Regions from separate parts of the Homo sapiens genome. Here region 1 is linked to region 2. Evidence: read pairs that join two places in POLR2A ChIA-PET (ENCODE). Cell type or tissue: GM12878. All regions are shown on one strand. Links, peaks and the distances in the headings refer to the core of each region. The heading gives the core; the rest is flanking DNA. Region 1 overlaps SNX25 (sorting nexin 25). Region 2 overlaps CFAP97 (cilia and flagella associated protein 97).

The links. ChIA-PET counts read pairs that join two places held together with the same protein. Peaks named below come from ENCODE experiments on the same cell type or tissue, not always from the same donor. Only the 100,000 strongest peaks of a DNase experiment are listed, where the experiment ranks them.
Region 1: POLR2A ChIA-PET joins it to region 2 with 5 read pairs; 11 of 35 experiments call an interaction of 5 or more read pairs at or near these places.

The regions. Positions count from the first base shown.
Region 1 is chr4:185,255,953-185,261,337 of GRCh38, forward strand. It overlaps SNX25 (sorting nexin 25), which reads left to right. Exons shown (of 19, transcript NM_001378034.2): 3 at 2,896-3,112. Among named protein-coding and RNA genes, the nearest start is that of SNX25, 49 kb to the left of the region's middle. In GM12878, for the core only: no CTCF peak of the experiment used is centred there; no DNase peak of the experiment used is centred there; H3K27ac peaks cover 1,010 bases.
Region 2 is chr4:185,189,954-185,195,338 of GRCh38, forward strand. It overlaps CFAP97 (cilia and flagella associated protein 97), which reads right to left. Exons shown (of 5, transcript NM_020827.3): 2 at 190-1,259. The coding sequence starts at 1,243. Among named protein-coding and RNA genes, the nearest start is that of CFAP97, 11 kb to the right of the region's middle. In GM12878, for the core only: no CTCF peak of the experiment used is centred there; no DNase peak of the experiment used is centred there; H3K4me3 peaks cover 361 bases; H3K27ac peaks cover 2,095 bases.

The DNA of each region.
Region 1 (5,385 bases), core at 243-5,242, 66 kb after region 2:
TACCATTAGGGATGAGATGTAGCTACTTTTTGCAAAATCTAGAAAACATAACAACCATAGGTTCAAATTAATATCTGAAAATGAGCAGAACGTGACTGAGAGTTTCATGTGCCTTGTTTTCTGGTTTTGCTTTTGTTTTACCTTCCTTTTTGTGTCCAGTGCTTAGTGATACGGATATTGATTCCACCTTACAGACTAGAAGCCCTCTATACATTTTATTTGCTGAGTAGTAAAAGATTGAGATAGATCTTTTTTCTGTCTTTGGCAATTAATTGTTCTCAGCTGGAAGGCACAGTTATCTTATCCCTACAACTGAGGCTGCTGGAATCACTCTGAAAATTTATCTAAACCTTTGTGTCATTGTTTGTGAACAAAAATCCTAATGCTGTTGCATGTTTTTGAGTTATGAAATTTAAAATGCTGTTTTATAAATTGCTATAAAGCTGAATTGCAAAAATACTGGAAATGTGAAAAAACATTGAATATACTTCCATGGTTGATATTTCAACCATGAAAAAAGCCATCATAGAATATTAATACCAAAATTGTGCTTCCTTTGACCTGTGGGCACTTGCAAATATGTGATTCCATTGCCATTCAGTTTTCTAAGAAAAATGACTCTCCCTCTCCCCACCCTCCAATCCCTCCCCCCAGAGAGCTCACCTAAATTTCTTTTTTTTTTTTTTTTTTTGAGTCAGGGTTTTGCTTGCTCACCCAGGCTGGAATGCAGTGGCGCTGTCTTGACTCACTGCAACCTCCACCTCCCAGGCTCAAATGATCCTCCCACCTCAGCCCCAAGTAGCTGGGAATATAGGCGTCCACCACCACACCCGGCTAATTTTTGTATTTTTTGTAGAGATGGGGTTTTGCCATGCTGCCCAGGCTGGTCTCAAGCTCCTGGGCTCAAGTGTTCCTCCCACCTCGGCCTCCCAAAGTTCTGGGATTACAGGAATGAGCCACTGTGCCCAGCCAATTTATTATCCTGAAGCTTCTAATTTGGTGTGTAGTGGCCAAGATGTATAAAATGAACCCCAAATTCTAGGCTAAAAAATTATTTGACACGTATAGGTTAGTTGTTCGTAGGGAATTGTGAAGTAGATCTGGTTCACGTAGGATTCCCAGGGATAAAGTAGTGTGCAGACAAGCAAAGAAAAGCAGGAGGATAAATTATTTATCTGAAATGACATCTGCAATTAAGCCAAATCAAACAGTGTTTGAAAAGTGAAAAAAAAAAAAAAAAAAACCTCTGAGAAACAAGAAGTGATAAAAAATAACCTTGGTACCCTCGAGTTGGAGCAGGAGTGTGTAGCTAAATGTTTTTCTCCCTTGGGGCCCTGTGGGGAGTCACCACCAAGCCCACTAATATTTTATTTTTCAAAAGACCTAGCTTCTTGCAAACATCACACTGGCTTCACCTTCTTTCTAAATAGGCTTTAGAAACTGTGCTGTCCAACACGGTAACCACTAGACAGCGGCTATAGAGCACCCCAAATGTGGCTAGTCCAAATTGAGATTACTGAAAGAATAAAATATAAACCAGATTACAGAGCTTAGTACGAAAAAAAGCAAAGTATTTTATTTCAAAAACGTGAGTTTTAAATATTGATTACATTTTGAAATAATGTTTTACATAATTTTGTTAAATGGATATATTATTAAAGTGAATTTTACCTGTTTCTTTTTACTTTTTTATTTTTATTGTTTATCTTATTTTTTATGAGCTTTTTGTTGTGGTATCTTTTTACTTTTTTAATGTGTCTTCTAGAAAACTTAAAACTTACATATGTGGCTCTCATATTCAAATTAGATAGCACTGGTCTATGGCTAGGCTTTCCTAATTCCAAGGTGCAGAATTAAGAACATAGGCACTAGAAATCTTCCAAAGAAGGCGACTGGCCACAGGGGCTGAGCCTAGTGTGATATCTAAGACTGATTTATGGGATTCTTCCTAGGTTAGTTGAGGTCTTGTTAGGAGACAGAAACCACACTGTAATTGAACAGAGAAAGTTAAATATAAATAATTATTAATGTACAATATGGGATTAAGTACTAAGGAGTAAAGAGAACACTAAAGAATAAGGAAGGGCAGATATAGGGAGCAGCCATTCCCACTAGGACTGAGGCAGAGGACCTTAGGACAGAAAAAATTTGGCAGAAGTTTCCTTCTTTACCCTTGGGTTGAGATCCAGGCCTTGGAGAAGGCACAACCTTGGCCCAGTTGATGGTGAAGAAGCTTGAGCAGATACCACCGGTGAGGGAGAGCCACCCATAGGATGCCAGCAGAATTCTGTGGGAAGCTGCCCTGTGGATGGCATTGGAACTTGCTGTTGGGGTGAACACCATCGGGTGCCATGCCTGCTGCTAAATGTGGCAGGAACAGTCAGAGAAGAACACACGGGAACTGGGGAGAGCAGCCCCTTCCTCCTCCAGTTGCCCTCCAGCATGTGCTACTGACAGACTTAATGTTATGCCAGCGGGCAAAGAAACTGACGGTGTTTGCAGGGCCCAGCTCCAGTATCATAAAGCAGGGCAAAAAAGCTGAACTCGGAGCAAAGAGGCAATAGACTGATATCAGGTACACTTCATAAGTGTATTGCCACTACATAAGATGCTCTGATTTTTTAATAAATTTAGGTAGTTTGGCACCAAGATAGAATATTTTAAAATAGGGCTCTGTAGGAAAATTTAGGACATGGTCACCATACCTAAACGTTCTAGTTAGATGAGAATCTTTCGTTTTAAAAGACTTAGGAATTCTCATGAGTTCTGTTTTCTCCTCTCTTTAATTTTAAACAGTGAATATTAAATAGTAGGTGGCCAGTTTCCAGTAGAAATGCAGTCTTGGTGTTTGCTTCTTTCATTTGTTTTACTCATTGCTTTGTTTATTCCTGGTAGTGTTCGACTACAGTTATAGAGATTACATTCTGTCCTGGTATGGAAACCTCAGCAGAGATGAGGGACAACTTTACCATCTGCTCTTGGAAGACTTTTGGGAAATTGCCAGACAGCTGCACCACAGACTGAGTCACGTGGATGTGGTTAAAGTTGTCTGCAATGATGTTGTGAGGACTTTACTCACTCATTTCTGTGACCTGAAAGCTGCCAATGCCAGGTAACTGTTCTAAGCAACTTACCCCCTTTTTTGCATTAATTTTTTTTAATTGAGTAAAAGGTCAAAGTCAAGATAAAACTCTAGAATATTCTGCCTATTGCTGGCACTTGCTTGAAAATGTAGATTTATTAAGGGGGAATAATTATGTTCTGGTAGAGTATTTTTTTTTTTTACTTTATGCTGGAAAACCACTTTATAAATACAATTAATTCTATAAATAAACAGTAAAATGAATTTTACTGAACCAGCACTGTGATGATCTTATAGTATTATGAGTACTAGAAATAAAAAATTTAAATGTAGTGTTTTCTAATATGAACAGTGTGAATGAGTTTACAGTATTTAGACACGTTTAAATATGGTTCATGTTTCTTTTTGTGAGTCCTATGTTGAGCTCTGTTGCATCACAATATCCTGAAAACTGATTTTCAAAGGTACTCAATATTGGAGCTTCTGGGCTTTAACTAGAGAAATTTCATTATGAAAGTAGCTAGTATTTAGGCTTGTTAGGCCTTTGTATTGTTACATACGTGACAGTTGTACATATTGGAGCTTGTGGGCTTTGACTAGAGAAATTTCATTATGAAAGTAGCTAATATTTAGGCTTGTTAGCCCTTCGTATTGTTATGTACATAACAATTTACATAAAAAGCTGTCTAACTGCAATGAGTAGCCTTCTGCCTGTGTGGATATGGACACGGTTGGAACAGGAATGGGAACAGTTAATGTGGCCTATTCTCACTCTCAGGGAAGAGATAAAGTATTTAGATGGTGTCCCCCTTCTGCCCTGTGATGCTGTTCGTGTAGGGGACCTTGCTGCTGAATGCGGCTGCACAGCAGGTCTCCATTCCCAGCTGTATTGCCCCTTCCTGGGACTCTTCTTCCCTCCCTCAGGTTTACGAGGCCAAAATCCACAGAGCCGTGACATGCCCACGGTTTTCCAGCTTGCTGCCCCAGTGTTTTGCGAACTTTTTTAAAAACTATGGCCCGCTGTGAGAAATTCACTTGATATTATGACCCAGTTTCATGAAACAGTACTTTTGTTACCTCTGATAACTTTGACACTTTTTTTAACGTTTTTTTAAAAATAATGTTTAAGACCAACTCAATTTTATTTTCTTACTTAAAAGAAAGTAAAACATTGGTTTTATTTTCTTACTTAAAAGAAAGTAAAACAATGGTTTGAAAACATTATGGTAAAGCAGTGGTTCTCCGACTTTTTGTTCCCAGGATTTCTCTACATTCTTAAAAGTTTCTGAGAATTTCAAAGAGCTCATTTCTATGGGTTCTATCTAGTGGCGAGCTGGAGCTGGCTTGTACTGGCATGCAGGAGTGAACTGTGCACAGGTCTTCCCAACCATTAGTTCAGTTATACCAGATTGGAGCTTGAAATGGGCCATGGTGAGAGTGTTTACACCATGGAATGGGCAAATGATCGAAATCAGAGCTTTTTTTTCCTCAGGAGAGCCAACATTTGCCAGTTCACTACTCATCGTATCTATTGGTATTTACCATATTTGATATTTAAAAACTAAGAATTTTTAAAAGTGCAAGAGTACACAGGACACTTTTCCTTAGCCACGGGAGTGATGATGCCATTTCACATCATGTAGCTTGAGGAAACTACTATGCTTGGAAGAATGAGACAAATGACCTTTTTATTTTACTATAGTTTTAACATCCCAGATGCCCTACAAGGATCTTGGGGACACCCAGGAGTCTCTGGACCACCCTTTGAAAACTGCTGCCTATAGAGAAAGTAACTTCCAGTAAGCAGGGAGGGGTGTGAATTAATAAGGAAAATGAGAGAAATAGGGCTCCTGAGTTACCTCCTAGAATCTCAAAAACTTCAGCCTCTCCTTTCGAAGTGTTCACCAACCTCTGCAAGCACCTGCTAATTTGCTGTGCTATCCGTTATTTCAAGTGTTCCATAGTTCCACCTGACAAATACTGTGAAAGACTTGTTTGAATTCAGGGAAAGCTCATTTGAAAGTATGTAAATGATGGTCCAGTAAGAGGACAGTATTCTGTCTGTCTGTCTGTCTGTCTCTGTGTGTGTGTGTGTGTGTGTGTGTGTGTGTGTGTGTGTGTGTATGTATGTATATATAATTTTTTATTTTTATTTTTATTTTTTCAGACAGCCTCACTCTTTACCCAGGCTGGAGTGCAGTGGTGCGATCTTGGCTCACTGCAACCTCCGCTTCTCTGGTTCAAGAATTCTTGTGCCTTAGCCCCCTGAGTAGCTGGGATTATAGGCATGTGCCACCACACCC
Region 2 (5,385 bases), core at 65-5,064:
ACAAAATAATACAAACGATATTCTAGATATTTTTATGGTAAAATAGAGTATTTGGTAAAGTTACTAATAATATCAATCATTCCCAACAATAAAAAATATCTACTAGATCAATGCAAATTCATAGCATTTAATATTTATGCCCAATATATAATATTTAAACACACATTTTTAAGAAGAAAAGAAAATTACCTTTCAAGAGATGATTCAGATCCATTGTGTCATGTAAGACTTTCTGTTTATGTCTGTGGTCTAAACTGGAGTCTAACACTGAAGACGACTTTGAGGAGACATCAGGCTCATGTTTTTCTTTCCCTTTTTTGGCTGCTTTCAAATATTTTGAATTATTTTTCAAATCCTCAACATCTTCATATATTTCTTGGCTCACATTTTCTTGCTTTTTAATTTTCACTTTTTGATCATTTGCTATGCCCAGTTCAAAAGACTGAAGAGGGCTAATGTCTGGAGTTGATAAGGGACTTACGTCAGTCACAGTATCTTCAGACTCCTCAGGGTAGTGGCCACATTTTGGTGTAGTACTTGAAGGCTGTGTTTCTGTCGATTTTATTCCTGATTTATACTTGTGTTTTGGTGACAGGAGGGTTATACCAGATACATGTTTCTTAGATGACTTAGATGACGGAGACGAATCAGATAGATGGCTATCAGACCCTGCATCTAAACAATCTGTACCTGAACCTGAAGATGAGGAAGATAAAGAGGAGGAGGAAGAGGAGCTAACTTTGCAATACTTTTTCCTTATGCTTTTTTTAACGTTAGTAGATGGTTTAGCGGACTTGGACTTCACATGGTATTTCTTCCCATCATCACTGCTTTCCTCTCCATCTGTGTAGTAATCATCTTCACCTTCTTTTACAATTTTGGGAATTCTATTTGGAATGGACACGTGTATTTTAAGTCCTGTTGTAACATCACACAATTTTTTTGATCTTGAAGAGGCTGGCAATGAGAAAGAACTTACAGTTTGTGTAACATCATTCTCTACGGGGTGTTCTGGGGGAAATTTCACGTTTCTTTCATTTCCCTTCTCAGTAAGATAATTTTCTGTTGTTTGCATTCCAGTGTTCGAATTTACATTTTTTGTATCTTTATCTATTCTTTCCTTTGGGTCATCATTTTGCTTGTCAAAAACTGAGTTAGTTTCACATTTCTTTCCTTCTTCAAAGTCACTGTCAAAGAAAGAATGGTCCACTTCACCTTCTAATATATCTCCAAACTGATCCATGATGGCAAAAATATATCTGAAAAAAAAATGTAAACATCAGACTAAAGAGTGATTTCCAAATACTTTCCATTTGTATACAATAATTAAATAATTTTCCCAAACTGACAAGTGTGTTTAATATATAAAAAGAAACATTATAAAAACAACAACAAAAAAGGTAACTCAGTGAAGTGATGATGGGGTTCTATGAGTAACAAGTTCTACCAATTATCTGAAAAATAAAAAAGTCCCATAGTTAAGTTCACAAGAAAATAACAGATCATCAAGGTAGGGATGTCACAAACATGGATACCTAAGTGAACCTTAAGGATAATCTGCCTTCTATAAATTAAGTACAACAAAACAAAGAAAAAGGCCGGGCGCGGTGGCTCATGCCTGTAATCCCAGCACTTTGGGAGGCCGAGGCGAGTGGACCACGAGGTCAAGAGATCGAGACCATCCTGGCCAACATGGTGAAACCCCGTCTCTACTAAAAATACAAAAATTAGCTGGGCGTGATGGCACGTGCCTGTAGTCCCAGCTACTTGGGAAGCTGAAGCAGGAGAATTGCTTGAACCCAGGAGGTGGAGGTTACAGTGAGCCGAGATCACACCACCGCACTCCAGCCTGGCGACAGAGCAAGACTCCATCTCAACAACAACAAACAAAAACAAAAACAAAAACCCCAAAGATATACAAATTAAGTACAATTAGAGTTTAGAGTAAGAAAGGATAGAGTTAAAAAAAAACTCATAGTCACTTCCCTTGAGAATAATAGTCAAAAAATAAAAGAAAGGAAAACAAGAAACATCTCATAGGACCAGCTAAACCATCCAAACACACAATTCTAGTGGAAGTCATGCAGTGAGGATTGACTGACATTTCAGGACTTGCTGTCTTTGTCCCCTTTCTGCCCCTTTACTGCAGTTAGGAAGGAAGAAGCAGAGACAAGGAGATGATTCCTGTTAAGGTTCCCCATCCCTTCTTTAAGAGGAACAAAACTTCTAAGTCACACATACAGGCTGCACAGGTATGTCGAACTTCTGAATATGTAATCACAAACTGTGCCAAAACCACATATAGAAAATGAAAGGGGAAGAGTATATATGTCTCACTGTGTTAAAGGGGGTCTGATATATGAGAAATTCACAGCATACAGCCAATGGCTCTAAAATGGAAAAACCAAGGTATATTATTCAGACACATGGAGTTAAGTATTACAAAAAATGGATTAAAATGTTCAAAGTAGTTGCCTTTATCAGGGGGCAGGGGCCACTGATTTTTGTTTTTTTCCCTAGAGACCACGTTTTTGTTATAGACCTTAAATTACTAGTTGACCTGTAAATTTATGTATTACTATGATAAAAAATTGATTTAAAATATTTTAATACTCCATACAGTTAAATTAGAAACATCACTATAAAGTCATAGTCTTTAAAAAATGGTTTTTTTTATCTGTTTATTACAGTGGTCAAAGCAGCTGTGTTACATTATCTATTACTGATAAGCTTAAGATCAGACTTGACCTTTGACCTTCTTAAGATCAGAATTGACCTTCTTTTTTTTTTTTTTTTTTTTTTTTTGAGACGGAGTCTCGCTCTGTCACCCAGGCTGGAGTGCAGTGGTGCAATCTCGGCTCAGTGCAAGCTCCGCCTCCCGGGTTCACGCCATTCTCCTGCCTCAGCCTCCCGAGTAGCTGGGACTACAGGCGCCCGCCACCACGCCCGGCTAATTTTTTGTAGTTTTAGTAGAGACGGGGTTTCACCGTGTTATCCAGGATGGCCTGGATCTCCTGACCTTGTGATCCGCCCACCTCGGCCTCCCAAAGTGCTCAAATTACAGGCGTGAGCCACCGCGCCCCACCCAGAATTGACCTTCTAATACTATTCTCCACTAAAAAACCCCAGGACTCCTTCGCAGGCAGGGGACTGCATTTCTGGAGGCAAAGAGCCTGGATCAGCTTATTGTTGCCAGAAAGCACAATATTCACAAATATGCCTGGGGTGGCAGGAATGAAACAGAGGATCAGTTTAAAGGGGCTTCCACTGTCCAAGTTGGACAATTCAGCATTGAAAAAGAAAAAAGACAAACATACATAAAAATGAAAAAATAATTTCTATGAGAAGCCATGAGTACACATTGATAGTCAAAAGTGACAATAAAATAATTTCCAATAATAAAACAGCAAAAGGCCAGGCACGGTGGCTCATGCTGTAATCCCAGCACTTCGGGAGGCAAAGGCGGGTGGATCACAAGGTCAGGAGTTCGAGACTACTCTGGCCAATATAGTGAAACCCCATCTCTACTAGAAATACAAAAAATTAGCCAGGTGTGGTAGTGTGCGCCTGTAATCCCAGCTACTCAGGAGGCTGAGGCAGGAGAATGGCGTGAACCCAGGAGGTGGAGGCTGCAGTGCGCCGCGATCACGCCATTGTACCACTCCAGCCCAGACGACAATATGAGACTGTGTCTTAAAAACAAAACAAAAATAGCAAAAAATGCAATTATGTGCTCACTATATTCATATTATAATTAATTCTATTTTACATCAAATCAGGGAGTAAAAGATTATGTAATCTGTATCCTAAACCAGCCACAACACTCTGCAGCCTTTAGGCAGGAGAATTGCTGAAACCCAGGAGACAGAGGCTGCAGTGAGCTGAGATCGCACCACTGCACTCCAGCCTGGGCGACAGAGAGAGACTCCATCTGATAAATAAATAAATAAATAAATAAGGGAATTCTAACATTACTTGGAACATGGAAAAGCTTCTGTAGATAAATATTACGATTCTGTTAACATCATCACTTAGATCACGAGTCAGCAAACTACCTGTCCGTAAACGAAATCTTGTCTGCCATCTGTTTTTGTAAATAAAGTTTTATTGGAACACAGCCCCACTGATGGGTATATGTATTGTCTCCCCCAGCTTTCACACTACGACTGCAGAGCTAAGTAGCTGTGATTGAGACCCTATGGCCCACAGAGACTAAAATACTTAGCATCTGATCCCTTACTGAAAAGTTTGTAGGCCAGGCGCAGTGGCTCACGCCTGTAATCCCAACACTTTGGGAAGCCGAGGCGGGTGGATCACCTGAGGTCAGGAGTTCGAGACCAGCCCGGTCCACATGGCGAAACTCCTTCTCTACTAAAAATACAAAAATTAGCCGGGTGTGGCAGTGCGTGCCTGTAATCCCAGCCACTAGGGAGGCTGAGGCAGGAGGATCACTTGAATGCAGGAGGCAGAAGTTGCAGTGAGCTGAGATTGCACCATTGCACTCCAGCCTGGGCGACAAGAGTGAGACTCCATCTCAAAAAAAAGAAAAGTTTGTAGATCCTTGGTTGATAGATTTATTTAAATTTTTTAAAGAAACAGGTCCTCACTCCATCGCCCAGGCTGGAGTACAGTGACAGGATTCTAGCTCACTGCAGCCTCCAACTCCTGGGCTCAAGTGATCCTCCCACCTCAGCCTCCAGAGCAGCTGGGACTACAGGTGCATACCACTGTGCCCAGCTTGTAGACCCTTGATTTAGATGATGTATGAACATGAAAAATACAGAATACAAAACTTTTCTATACTGAATTAATAATACAATTTACAGTTAAAGCAAAACTAGGGGAGAGGAGGCCATAAGTTAAGAATTGACCTTTAAAAGAAAAATGACATACAACCCCATTATAGTTCCATTACTGTTACCATAATAGTGTTTGTGTAATAAATTAGGCACATAAGTGATGAGTGGGAGTCTGCTCAGTGGTTGAAACGAATCAATGGAGTCAGACACACCCAGACTCAAAATATGATTCTGCTACTTCCCAGTTGTGCGATCCTGGGCATGTACACAGGATGTTCACGACAGCACAGCATCTACTACTGTTTGCAGTAGCAATGCATGAGGAACAACTTTACTGTCTATTAAGAGGAAAATGAATAAATAAAATGTCGTGTAAGCACATATCTGCCAAAAAGGATACACTGAGATCTACAAAAATAACACTGAATAAAAAAGCAGAATTTAAAAAGCAACGAGGCTGGCACCATGGCTCATGACTGTAATCTCAGCAGTTAGGGAGGCCAAGGTGGGAGGACTGCTTGAGCCCAGGAGTTCCAGACCACATAATGAGACCCCGTTGCTACAAGAAATTAAAAAATAAAAATTA